2 separate regions of the Homo sapiens genome follow, and region 2 is linked to region 1. A link is an interaction called in ENCODE POLR2A ChIA-PET data of the cell type or tissue named here. Cell type or tissue: GM12878. All regions are shown on one strand. Each heading gives the region's core, and the rest is flanking DNA. Links, peaks and the distances in the headings are about the cores only.

What was found. ChIA-PET counts read pairs that join two places held together with the same protein. Peaks named below come from ENCODE experiments on the same cell type or tissue, not always from the same donor. Only the 100,000 strongest peaks of a DNase experiment are listed, where the experiment ranks them.
Region 2: POLR2A ChIA-PET joins it to region 1 with 9 read pairs; 1 of 35 experiments calls an interaction of 5 or more read pairs at or near these places.

Annotation. Positions count from the first base shown.
Region 1 is chr11:18,161,000-18,168,345 of GRCh38, forward strand. No RefSeq gene overlaps it. Among named protein-coding and RNA genes, the nearest start is that of MRGPRX4, 8.2 kb to the right of the region's middle. In GM12878, for the core only: no CTCF peak of the experiment used is centred there; no DNase peak of the experiment used is centred there; H3K4me3 peaks cover 430 bases.
Region 2 is chr11:18,577,386-18,581,385 of GRCh38, forward strand. It overlaps UEVLD (UEV and lactate/malate dehyrogenase domains), which reads right to left. Exons shown (of 12, transcript NM_001040697.4): 2 at 1,339-1,423. Among named protein-coding and RNA genes, the nearest start is that of UEVLD, 9.3 kb to the right of the region's middle. RefSeq lists a silencer at 1,643-1,824. In GM12878, for the core only: no CTCF peak of the experiment used is centred there; a DNase peak (open chromatin) is centred at 1,956; H3K4me3 peaks cover 453 bases; H3K27ac peaks cover 453 bases.

The DNA.
Region 1 (7,346 bases), core at 1,648-5,647:
TTGAAAAGATCAACAAAATTGATAGACCACTAGCAAGACTAACAAAGAAGAAAAAAGAGAAGAATCAAATAGATGCAATAAAAAATGACAAAGGGGATATCACCACCAATCCCACAGAAATACAAACTACCATCAGAGAATACTATAAACACCTCTACGCAAATAAACTAGAAAATATAGAAGAAATGGATAAATTCCTCAACATATACACCCTCCCAAGACTGAACCAGGAAGAAGTTGAATCTCTGAATAGACCAGTAACAGGCTCTGAAATTGAGAAAAGAATTAATAGCTTACCAACCAAAACAAGTCCAGGACCAGATGAATTCACAGCTGAATTCTACCAGAGGTACAAGGAGGAGCTGGTACCATTCCTTCTGAAACTATTCCAATCAATAGAAAAAGAAGGAATCCTCCCTAACTCATTTTATGAGGCCAGCATCATCCTGATACCAAAGCCTGGCAGAGATACAACAAAAAAAGAGAATTTTAGACCAATATACCTGATGAACATCGATGCAAAAATCCTCAATAAAATACTGGCAAACCGAATCCAGCAGCATATCAAAAAGCTTATCCACCACAATCAAGTGGGCTTCATCCCTGGGATGCAAGGCTGGTTCAATATACACAAATCAATAAACATAATCCAGCATATAAACAGAACCAAAGACAAAAACCACATGATTATCTCAATAGACGCAGAAAAGGCCTTTGACAAAATTCAACAACCTTCATGCTAAAAACTCTCAATAAATTAGGTATTGATGGGATGTATCTCAAAATAATAAGAGCTATCTATGACAAACTCACAGCCAATATCATACTGAATGGGCAAAAACTGGAAGCTTTCCCTTTGAAAACTGGCACAAGACAGGGATGCCCTCTCTCACCACTCCTATTCAACATAGTGTTGGAAGTTCTGGCTAGGGCAATCAGGCAGGAGAAGGAAATAAAGGGTATTCAATTAGGAAAAGAGGAAGTCAAATTGTCCCTGTTTGCAGATGAAATGATTGTATATCTAGAAAACCCCATCATCTCAGCCCAAAATCTCTTTAAGCTGATAAGCAACTTCAGCAAAGTCTCAGGATACAAAATCAATGTGCAAAAATCACAAGCATTCCTATACACCAATAACAGACAAACAGAGAGCCAAATAATGAGTGAACTCCTATTCACAATTGCTTCAAAGAGAATAAAATATCTAGGAATCCAGCTTACAAGGGATGTGAAGGACCTCTTCAAGGAGAACTACAAACCACTGCTCAATGAAATTAAAGAGGATACAAACAAATGGAAGAACATTCCATGCTCATGGGTAGGAAGAATCAATATCGTGAAAATGGCCATACCGCCCAAGGTAAATTATAGATTCAATGCCATCCCCATCAAACTACCAATGACTTTCTTCACAGAATTGGAAAAAACTACTTTAAAGTTCATGTGGAACCAAAAAAGAGCCCGCATTGCCAAGTCAACCCTAAGCCAAAAGAACAAAGCTGGAGGCATCACGCTACCTGACTTCAAACTATACTACAAGGATACAGTAACCAAAACAGCATGGTACTGGTACCAAAACAGAGATATAGACCAATGGAACAGAACAGAGCCCTCAGAAATAATGCCACATATCTACAACTATCTGATTTTTGACAAACCTGACAAAAACAAGCAATGGGGAAAGGATTCTCTATTTAATAAATGGTGCTGGGAAAACTGGCTAGCCATATGTAGAAAGCTGAAACTGGATCCCTTCCTCACACCTTATACAAAAATTAATTCAAGATGGATTAAAGACTTAAATGTTAGACCTAAAACCATAAAAACCCTAGAAGAAAACCTAGGCTATACCATTCAGGACATAGGCATGGGCAAGGACTTCGTGTCTAAAACACCAAAAGCAATGGCAACAAAAGCCAAAATTGACAAGTGGGATCTAATTAAGCTAAAGAACTTCTGCACAGCAAAAGAAACTACCATCAGAGTGAACAGGCAACTTACAGAATGGGAGAAAATTTTTGCAATCTACTCATCTGACAAAGGGCTAATATCCAGAATCTACAATGAACCCCAACAAATTTACAAGAAAAAAACAACCCCATCAAAAAGTGGGCAAAGGATATGAACAGACACTTCTCAAAAGAAGACATTTATGCAGCCAAAAGACACACGAAAAAATGCTCATCATCACTGGCCATCAGAGAAATGCAAATCAAAACCACAATGAGATACCATCTCACACCAGTTAGAATGGTGATCATTAAAAAGTCAGGAAACAACAGGTGCTGGAGAGGATGTGGAGAAATAGGAACACTTTTACACTGCTGGTAGGACTGTAAACTCGTTCAACCATTGTGAAAGTCAGTGTGACAATTCCTCAGGGATGTAGAACTAGAAATACCATTTGACCCAGCCATCCCATTACTGGGTATATACCCAAAGGATTATAAAACATGCTGCTATAAAGACACATGCACATGTATGTTTATTGTGGCACTATTCACAATAACAAAGACTTGGAACCAAGCCAAATTTCCAACAATGATAGACTGGATTAAGAAAATGTGGCACATATGCACCATAGAATACTATGCAGCCATAAAAAATGATGAGTTCATGTCCTTTGCAGGGACATGGATGAAGCTGGAAACCGTCATTCTCAGCAAACTATAGCTAGGACAAAAAACCAAACACCACGTGTTCTCACTCATAGGTGGGAACTGAACAACGAGAACACATGGACACAGGAAGGGGAACATCACACACCGGGGCCTGTTGTGGGGTGGGGGGAGGGGGGGAGGGATAGCATTAGGAGATATACCTAATGTAAAATGACGAGTTAATGGGTGCAGCACACCAACATGGCACATGTATACATATGTAACAAACCTGCACGTTGTGCACATGTACCCTAAAACTTAAAGTATAATAATAATAATAATAAAAAGAAACTTCAAAAAAAAAAAAGACTCACAGAAACCTACAGTAAAGGAGTGGAAAAAGATAGTCCACTCAAATGGACACTAAAAGTGAGCGGGAGGAGCTATTCTTACATTAGACAGAACAGACTTTAAAGCACAACAGTTAGAAAAGACAAAGAGAGATATTTTATAATGATAAAAGGTCTATTCCAACAGGAAAGTATCACAATCCAAAATATATATGCACCTAACACTGCAACTCCCGTTTATAAAACAGTTCCCACTAGACTTAAGAAATTAATTTGATGGCAACACAATAATAGTGCGGAACCTCAATAGTGCTCCACTGACAGCACTAGACAGGTCATCAAGACAGAAAGTCAACAAAGAAACAATGGATTTAAACTATACCCTAGGTCCGGCACGGTGGCTCACGCCTGTAATCCCAGCACTTTGGGAGGCCAGGGCTGGTGGATTGCCTGAGCTCAGGAGTTCGTGACCAGCCTGGGCAACACGGTGAAACCCCGTCTCTACTAAAATATAAAAAATTAGCCAGGCGTGGTGGCATGTGCCTGTAGTCCCAGCTACTTGGGAGTCTGAGGCAGAAGAATTGCTTGAACCCAGTAGACGGAGGTTGCAGTGAGCCAGGATAGCGCTACTGCACACGAGCCTGGGCAACAGAGTGAGACTCCATCTCAAAAAAATAACAATAATGAATAAACAAAATAAAATACTATACCCTAGAACTAATGGACTTAATGATATTCACAGAACGCTCTACCCAACAACTGCAGAATATACATTCTATTCATCAGCACATGGAACATTCTCCAAGATAGACCATATGTAGGCCACAAAACAGGTCTCAATAAATTTAAGAAAATTGAATTTATATCAAGTACTCTCTCAGAACACAGTGGAATTAAATTGGAAATCAACTCCAAAAGGAACTTTCAAAACCACATAAATACATGGAAATTAAATAACCTGTTCCTGAATTATCATTGGGTCAACAATGAAATCAAGATGAAAATTTAAAAATTCTATGAATTAAATGCTAATAGTGACACAACCTATCAAAACCTCTGGGATACAGCAAAAGTGGTGCTAAGAGTAAAGTTCATAGCATTAAATGCCTACATCAAAATGTCTGAAAGAGCACAAATAGACAATCTAAGGTTACATCTCAAGGAATTAGAGAAGGAAGAACAAACTCAACCCAAACCCAGCAGAAGAAAAGAAATAAAAACAATCAGAGCAGAAGTAAATGAAAAAAAAAAAACAAATGAAACAAAAGAAAAGTGAAACAAAAACCTGGTTCTTTGAAAACATAAACAAAATTGATATACCATTAGCAACTTTAACCAAGAAAAGAACAGAGAAGATCCAAATAAGCTCAATTAGAAATGAAACAGAAGATGTTACAACCAATACCACAGAAATACAAAAGATCCTTCAAAGCTACTGTGATCACCTTTACATGTACAAACAGGAAAACCGAGAGGATATGCATAAATTCCTGGAAATATACAAACCTCCTAGATTAAACTAGGAGGAACAGAAACTCTGAACAGACCAAAAAAAAAAAAAAAAAAAAGCAGAGAGATTGAAATAAAAATTAAAGAGACATTGCCAACAAAAAAGTACAGGATCAGACGTATTCACAGCTGAATTCTATCAAATATTCAAAGAAGAATTGGTACCAATCCTACTGAAACTATTCCAAAATATAGAGAAAGAGAGGATCCTGCCAAAGCATTGTATGAAGCCAGTGTCACCTTAATACCAAAACCGGAAAGGACATAACAAAAAAGGAACTACATACCAGTATCCCTGATGAATATAGATGCCAAAATCCCCAACAAAATACTAGCTAACCCAATCCAACAGCATATCAAGAAGATAATCCACCATTGTCAAGTGGTTTTCATAGCAGGGATGCAGTGTTAGGTTAACATACACAAGTCAATAAATGTGATACATCACATAAACAGAATTAAAAACAAAAATCACATGATCATCTCAATAGAAGCTGTAAAAGCATTTGACAAAATCTAGCACCCTTTATTATTAAAACCTTCAGCAAAATCGACATAGAAAAGACATACCTTAATGTAATAAAAGCCATCTATGACAAACCCACAGCCAACATTATACTGAATGGGGAAAAGTTGAAAACATTCTCCCTGATAACTGAAACAAGACAAGGATGCCCACTTTCACCACTTCTATTCAACATAGTACCACTTCTATTCAACATAGTACTGGAAGCTTTAGCCAGAGCAGTCAGACAAGAGAAAGAAATCAAGACCATCCAAATCGATAAAGAGGAAGTCAAACTGTCCCGTTCACTGATGATACGATTGTATACCTAGAAAACCCTAAAGACTCATCCAGAAAGCTCCTAGAACTGATACATAAATTCAGTAAAGTTTCAGGATACAAACTAAATGTACACAAATCAGTAGCACTGCTATACACCAACAGTGACCAAGCTGAGAATCAAATCAAGAACTCAAACACTTTTACAGTAACTGTAAAAAAAAAAAATACTTAGGAATATACCTACCCAAGGAGGTGGAAGGCCTCTACAAGGAAAACTACAAAACACTGCTGAAATCATAGATGACACAAACAAATGGAAACATATCCCATGCTCATGGATGGGTAGAATCAATATTGTGAAAATGACCATACTGCCAAAAGCAATCTACAAATTCAATGCAATTCCCATCAAAATACCATTGTCATTCTTCACAGAACTAGAAAAAAATTCTAAAATTAATATGGAAACAAAAAACCCCACATAGCCAAAGCAAGACTTAGCAAAAAGAACAAATCTGGAGGCATCACATTACCCATCTTCAAACTATACTACAAAGCTATAGTCACCAAAACAGCATAGCACTGGCATAAAACTAGGCACATAGACCAATGGAAAAGAAGAGAGAATCCAGAAATAAAGCCAAATACTTACAGTCAACTGATTTTTGACAAAGCTAATGAAAACATAAAGTAGAGAAAAGACAGCCTATTTAACAAATGGTTTTGAGATAATTGGCAATCCACATGTAGAAGAATGAAACTGGATCCTCATCTCTCACCTTCTACAAAAATCAACTCAAGATGGATCAAAGACTTAAATCTAAGACCTAAAACCATAAAAATTCTAGAAGATAATATCAGAAAAATCCTTCCAGACATTCACTTAGGCAAAGACTTCATGGCCAAGAACCCAAAAGTAAATGCAACAAAAACAAAAATAAATAGATGGGACTTAATTAAACTAAAAAGCTTTAACACAGCAAAAGCAATCGTCAGCAGAGCAAACAGACAACCCACCGAGTAAGAAAATCTTCACAAACTAAGCACCTGACAAAGGACTAATATCCAGAATACAAGGAACTCAAACAAATCAGCAAGAAGAAAGCAAACAATCCCATCAAAAAGTGGGCTAAAAACATGAATAGACAATTCTCAAAAAAAGAGATAGAAACAGACAACAAACATAGGAAAAAATGCTTAACGTCACTAATGATCAGGGAAATGCAAATCAAAACCATAATGCGATACCACCTTACTCCTGCAAGAATGGCCATAATTTAAAAATCTAAAAATAATAGATGTTGGCGGGGATGTGGTAAAAAAGGAACACTTTTACACTGCTGGTGGGAATGTAAACTAGCACAACCACTATGAAAAACAGTGTGGAAATTTCTTAAAGAAGTAAAAGTGGATCTACCATTTCATCCATCAATCCCATTAAATATATATAAATATATATATATACAACTATGTATATAGTACACGTATACATTTATATACCATGGAATAGTACTCAGCCATAAAAAGGAATAAAATAATGGCATTCACAGCAACCTAGATGGAACTGGACATATTACTCTAACTGAGGTAACTCAGAAATGGAAAACCAAACATCATATATTCTCACTTACAAGTGAGAGCTAAACTGTGAGGATGTAAATGCATAGAATAATATAATGAACTATGGGGACTTCAGGGGAAGGATGGAAGAGGGGTGAGGGATAAAAGACTACACATTGGGTATAGTGTACACTGCTCAGGTGATGGGTGCCCCAAAATCTCAGAAATTACCACTAAAGAACTTATCCATGTAAGCAAACACCACCTGTTCCCCCAAAACCCATTGAAATAAAAATAATAACAACAAATGATTTAATTTCACAGAACTTTTAAAAAGTTTAATGTTCAGAGTTGATAATAATAAAAGAAGTTAGAAAAAAATGTGTAGCAAGTGGTAGCCTCTGGACAATGACATTCTAGATTTTCACTTTGCATACACTTCTCTACCACTTGGAAAGAAAGCATACACATGAATATATCACCACTATGATAAAGAAAACACCGAAACATGGTGTCAGGCCATTTTCAGCCTTGATGATC
Region 2 (4,000 bases), core at 1-4,000, 410 kb after region 1:
TTCTCAACCTCTTTTCAACATTCATATCTCTGAAAGTTCAACTTTCCCATCAGTAACTGGGACACACTGATAGAGAATCAACGCCCTAATCTCAGGATTGAGTACAGGAAACACTATCTCTGGTTTCAAACAATCAAACTACCTTGGAGGGGGGCCTTTGGGCCCTCATGAATGAGACTAGTGTCTTCATAAAAGAGCCCATGGTCGGGCACAGTGGCTTACGCCTGTAATCCCAGCACTTTGGGAGGCCGAGGTGGATGTATCAATTGAGGTCAGGAGTTCGAGACCAGACTGGCCAACATGGTGAAACCCCATCTCTACTAAAAATACAAGAAAATTAGCCGGGCATGGTGGTGGGTGCCTGTAATCCCAGCTACTCGGAAGGCTGAGGCAGGAGAATCGCTTGAACCTAGGAGGCAGAGGTTGCAGTGAGCTGAGATGGTGCCACTGCACTCCAGCCTGGGCGACAGAGCAAGACTCCATCTCAAAAAAAAAAAAAAAAAAAGAAAGATTAAGATAATAAAGTAAAATATTTCTTAGAAAACCAAATTCTTACTATTAGGTGAACAGAATAACTAAAACTGTTAATGATTTAGAATCAACCATATACATATGATAGGCCGAATAAAGGTCCTTTAAAGATGTCCATATCTAACCCTTGGAACCTGTGAATATGTCACCTTACTTGGCAAAGGGATTTTTTAGATGTGATTAGTGACTCTGATCACTTGGCTAGCCTTAAAAAAATTAAGGAGTCTGAGATGAAGAAATTATCCTGTATTACTGGGGTGGGTCTAATCTAATCACATTGGTCCTTAAAAGCAGAGAATCTTTCCCAGCTGTGGTCAGAGGGCGATTTGACTATAGAAGAATGGTTAGAGACATGCAACACTGCTGGCTCTGAAGATGGAGAAAGGAGACCAAGAGCCCAGGAATGTGGGTGACCTCTAGAAACTGAAAAAGGCAAGGAAACATTATCTCCCAGAGCCTCCAGAAACAAAGGCAGTTGACACCTGGATTTTAGCCAAGTCAAACCTCTAGTTTACTTTCTAAGCTATAGAAATTTGTGGTGGACTTCTTGCCTACAGAATTATAACACAGTAAACGTGTGTTTTTTAAAGCCACTAAGTTTGTGGTAGTTTGTTACAGCAGCAATAGAAAACTAATACAAGATACATTGTATTAATTTAAGCTTTCTCAGAAATTGCAGGTCATAAAGTATAGCTGAAAATCAGAGGATAAAAGAGAAAAAGAGAAATTACAATTTTGCAGCTCTTTAGGACCAAAAATTAGTAGTTCAAATAATGCAGCATTTAAACTAGAGGATATGATTCTTACCATAGGTGTCCATGGAATATTTGAAATGTGGGAAAAATACATTTACATTCCTTAGTTCTTCCACAGTTAGGTCCCTGAACTTGTACTGAAAAGAGAAAAATAAGCATGGAGTAAGAATAAAGCTGTAAGCAAAAGAACAATTGCAGTTAACTTTTTTTTTTTGAGACGGAGTCTCACTCTGTTGCCCAGGCTGGAATGCAGTGGCGGGATCTCAGCTCACTGCAACCTCCGTCTCCTGGGTTTAAGTGATTCTCTTGCCTCAGCCTCCTGAGTTGCTGGGATTACAGGCGCACGCCACCACGCCTGGCTAATTTTTTGTATTTTTAGTAGAGGCAGGGTTTTGCCATGTTGGTCAGGCTGGTCTCGAACTCCTGACCTCGTGATCTGCCTGCCTCGGCCTCCCAAAGTGCTGTGGTTACAGGCGTGAGCCACCACGCCCGGCCTGCAGTTAATATTTAACTGACAATTTACGGTGTGGTAGGCCCTGAGCTCTGCAAACAAGAATGGTATTTGATTTAATCTTTTTAACAACAACCCTACCAGGTAGGTAGGGCTTTACAACTGCTCTATAGGAGCAGGAGAAGAAAATGAAAGCTAGAGAATCAAAGTAACTTGCTGAGTCATATAGCAAGTTAAATAGTGAAGCCCGAGCTCAAATCCAGGACCAGAGTCTTTAATCTCTAAATCAAACTGCCTCCAAATACCTCCAGACAGCTTAAATGATGAGGCAGAATGGATCACCCCTCTCACCACTATGCAGGATCCAACCGTCTTTTTGGCACGGCTCATTCACTTGAGATACCTCGACTTTCCCCTCCCACCTTCCTGGCACTGCATCCTGGGTTTCAAATGGAAAACAAAAGCATGCAAGTTTTGTAGTCAGGTGTGTGAACTGCCTCTTCATTTATCCAGATGTCTTCTCAGAGATACTGACTTGGTTGTCTTGTGGGCAAAATCATTTAAATTCTTTAAGCTTATTTTCTCATCTGCAAAAATAAATAATACTTACCTCTTACACTAGTGGTTAGGTTTAAATGAAAGAAAATAAGTATATTAAGAGTTTACCATTCTGAAAATGGATTTGAGACAACAATTCCTTTTACAATGGTATCAAAAAGAATAAAATATTTAGGAATAAATTTAACAAGGTACAATACTTAGACTCTGAAAACTACAGAACATTGTTGAAAAAAATAAAATAGACCAAAGTAAATGGAAAGCATCCCTTGTTCACGGACTTGAAGACTGTATTGTTAAGATGGCAATTTTCCTCAACAGATTCAACATAATCCCTATCAAAATCCCAGCTGGCTTTTTTTTTTTTTTTTTTTTTTTGGCAAAGATTTACAGTCTCTAAAATTCATTTGGAAATTCGAGGGACCTAGAATAGCCAAAACGATCAGGAAAAAGAACAAAACAGCTGGTGGATTCATACTATAATCAAAAGACAGGTTATCATCAAAAGGAGAAAATAACAAGTGTTGGAGAGGATGTAAAGAAATCAGAACTCTCACACATACACCACTGCCAGTGGCAAAATGATGCAGCTGCTTTGGGAAACAGCCTGGTAGTTCTTCAAAAGACTAAATACAGAGTCAGGGTTACTACATGACTGAGCAATTAATTCCACTTCTAGGTATACACCCAAGAAAAATGAAAACGGGTACCTACACAAAAACTTGTATGCAATTGTTCATAGCAGCATTATTCATAATAGCCAAAAAGTGAAAACAATTCAAATGTCCATTAACTAATGAATGAATAAAATGTGGCATATCCATAAAATGAAATATTCAACCACAAAAAGGAATAAAATGCTAATATATGCTACAACATGGATGAACCTTAAAAACACTATGCTAAGTGAAAGAAACTAGACACAGGAAGTGCCTGCCTCTGGTCTTGGACAAAGACTGTGCTTCCCAGAAAAAAAAAAAAAAGAAAAATTAAAAATAAAAGAAATGAGACACAAAGGCTATATATTTTATGATTCCATGTATATGCAATATCTCCAACTGGCAAATACATAGAAACACAAAGTAGACTAGTGGAAACCTAGGATTGTGGGAGTTTGGGAGAAAATGGAAGAGGATTGCTAGTGGATCCTGTTTCCTCTCTCAGAGCCTTAAGTTGTTCACCTGCAAAAAAGATACAGCTCGCCAGGCGCGGTGGCTCACGCCTGTAATCCCAGCACTTTGGGAGGCTAAGGTGGGTGGATCACCTGAGGTCAGGAGTTCAAGACTAGCCTGACCAACATGGTGAAACCCCATCTCTAATAAAAATACAAAATTAGCCGGGCATGGTGGCAGGCGACTATAATCCCAGCTACTTGCGAGGCTGAGGCAGGAGAATCGCTTAAACCCAGGAGGCGGAGGTTGCAGTGGGCCGAGATGGTGCCATTGCACTCCAGCCTGGGCAACAAGAGCTAGACTCAGTCTCAAAAAAAAAAAAAAAAAAGATATAGCTCTACTGCCTACAAACTTCAACAGGTGTGTATGAAGGTCTTACAATTAACATATGTAAAAGTGAGATAATAAACAAAATATGTATACAATAGTAAGTACAGGCAGGAAACTACAAATTGACACAAAGAACATCTAAGTTAGAGAAAGGCCTCTGGAGAAGCTGAATCTACATTTCAGCCTAGAGTCTAGAACAGTAT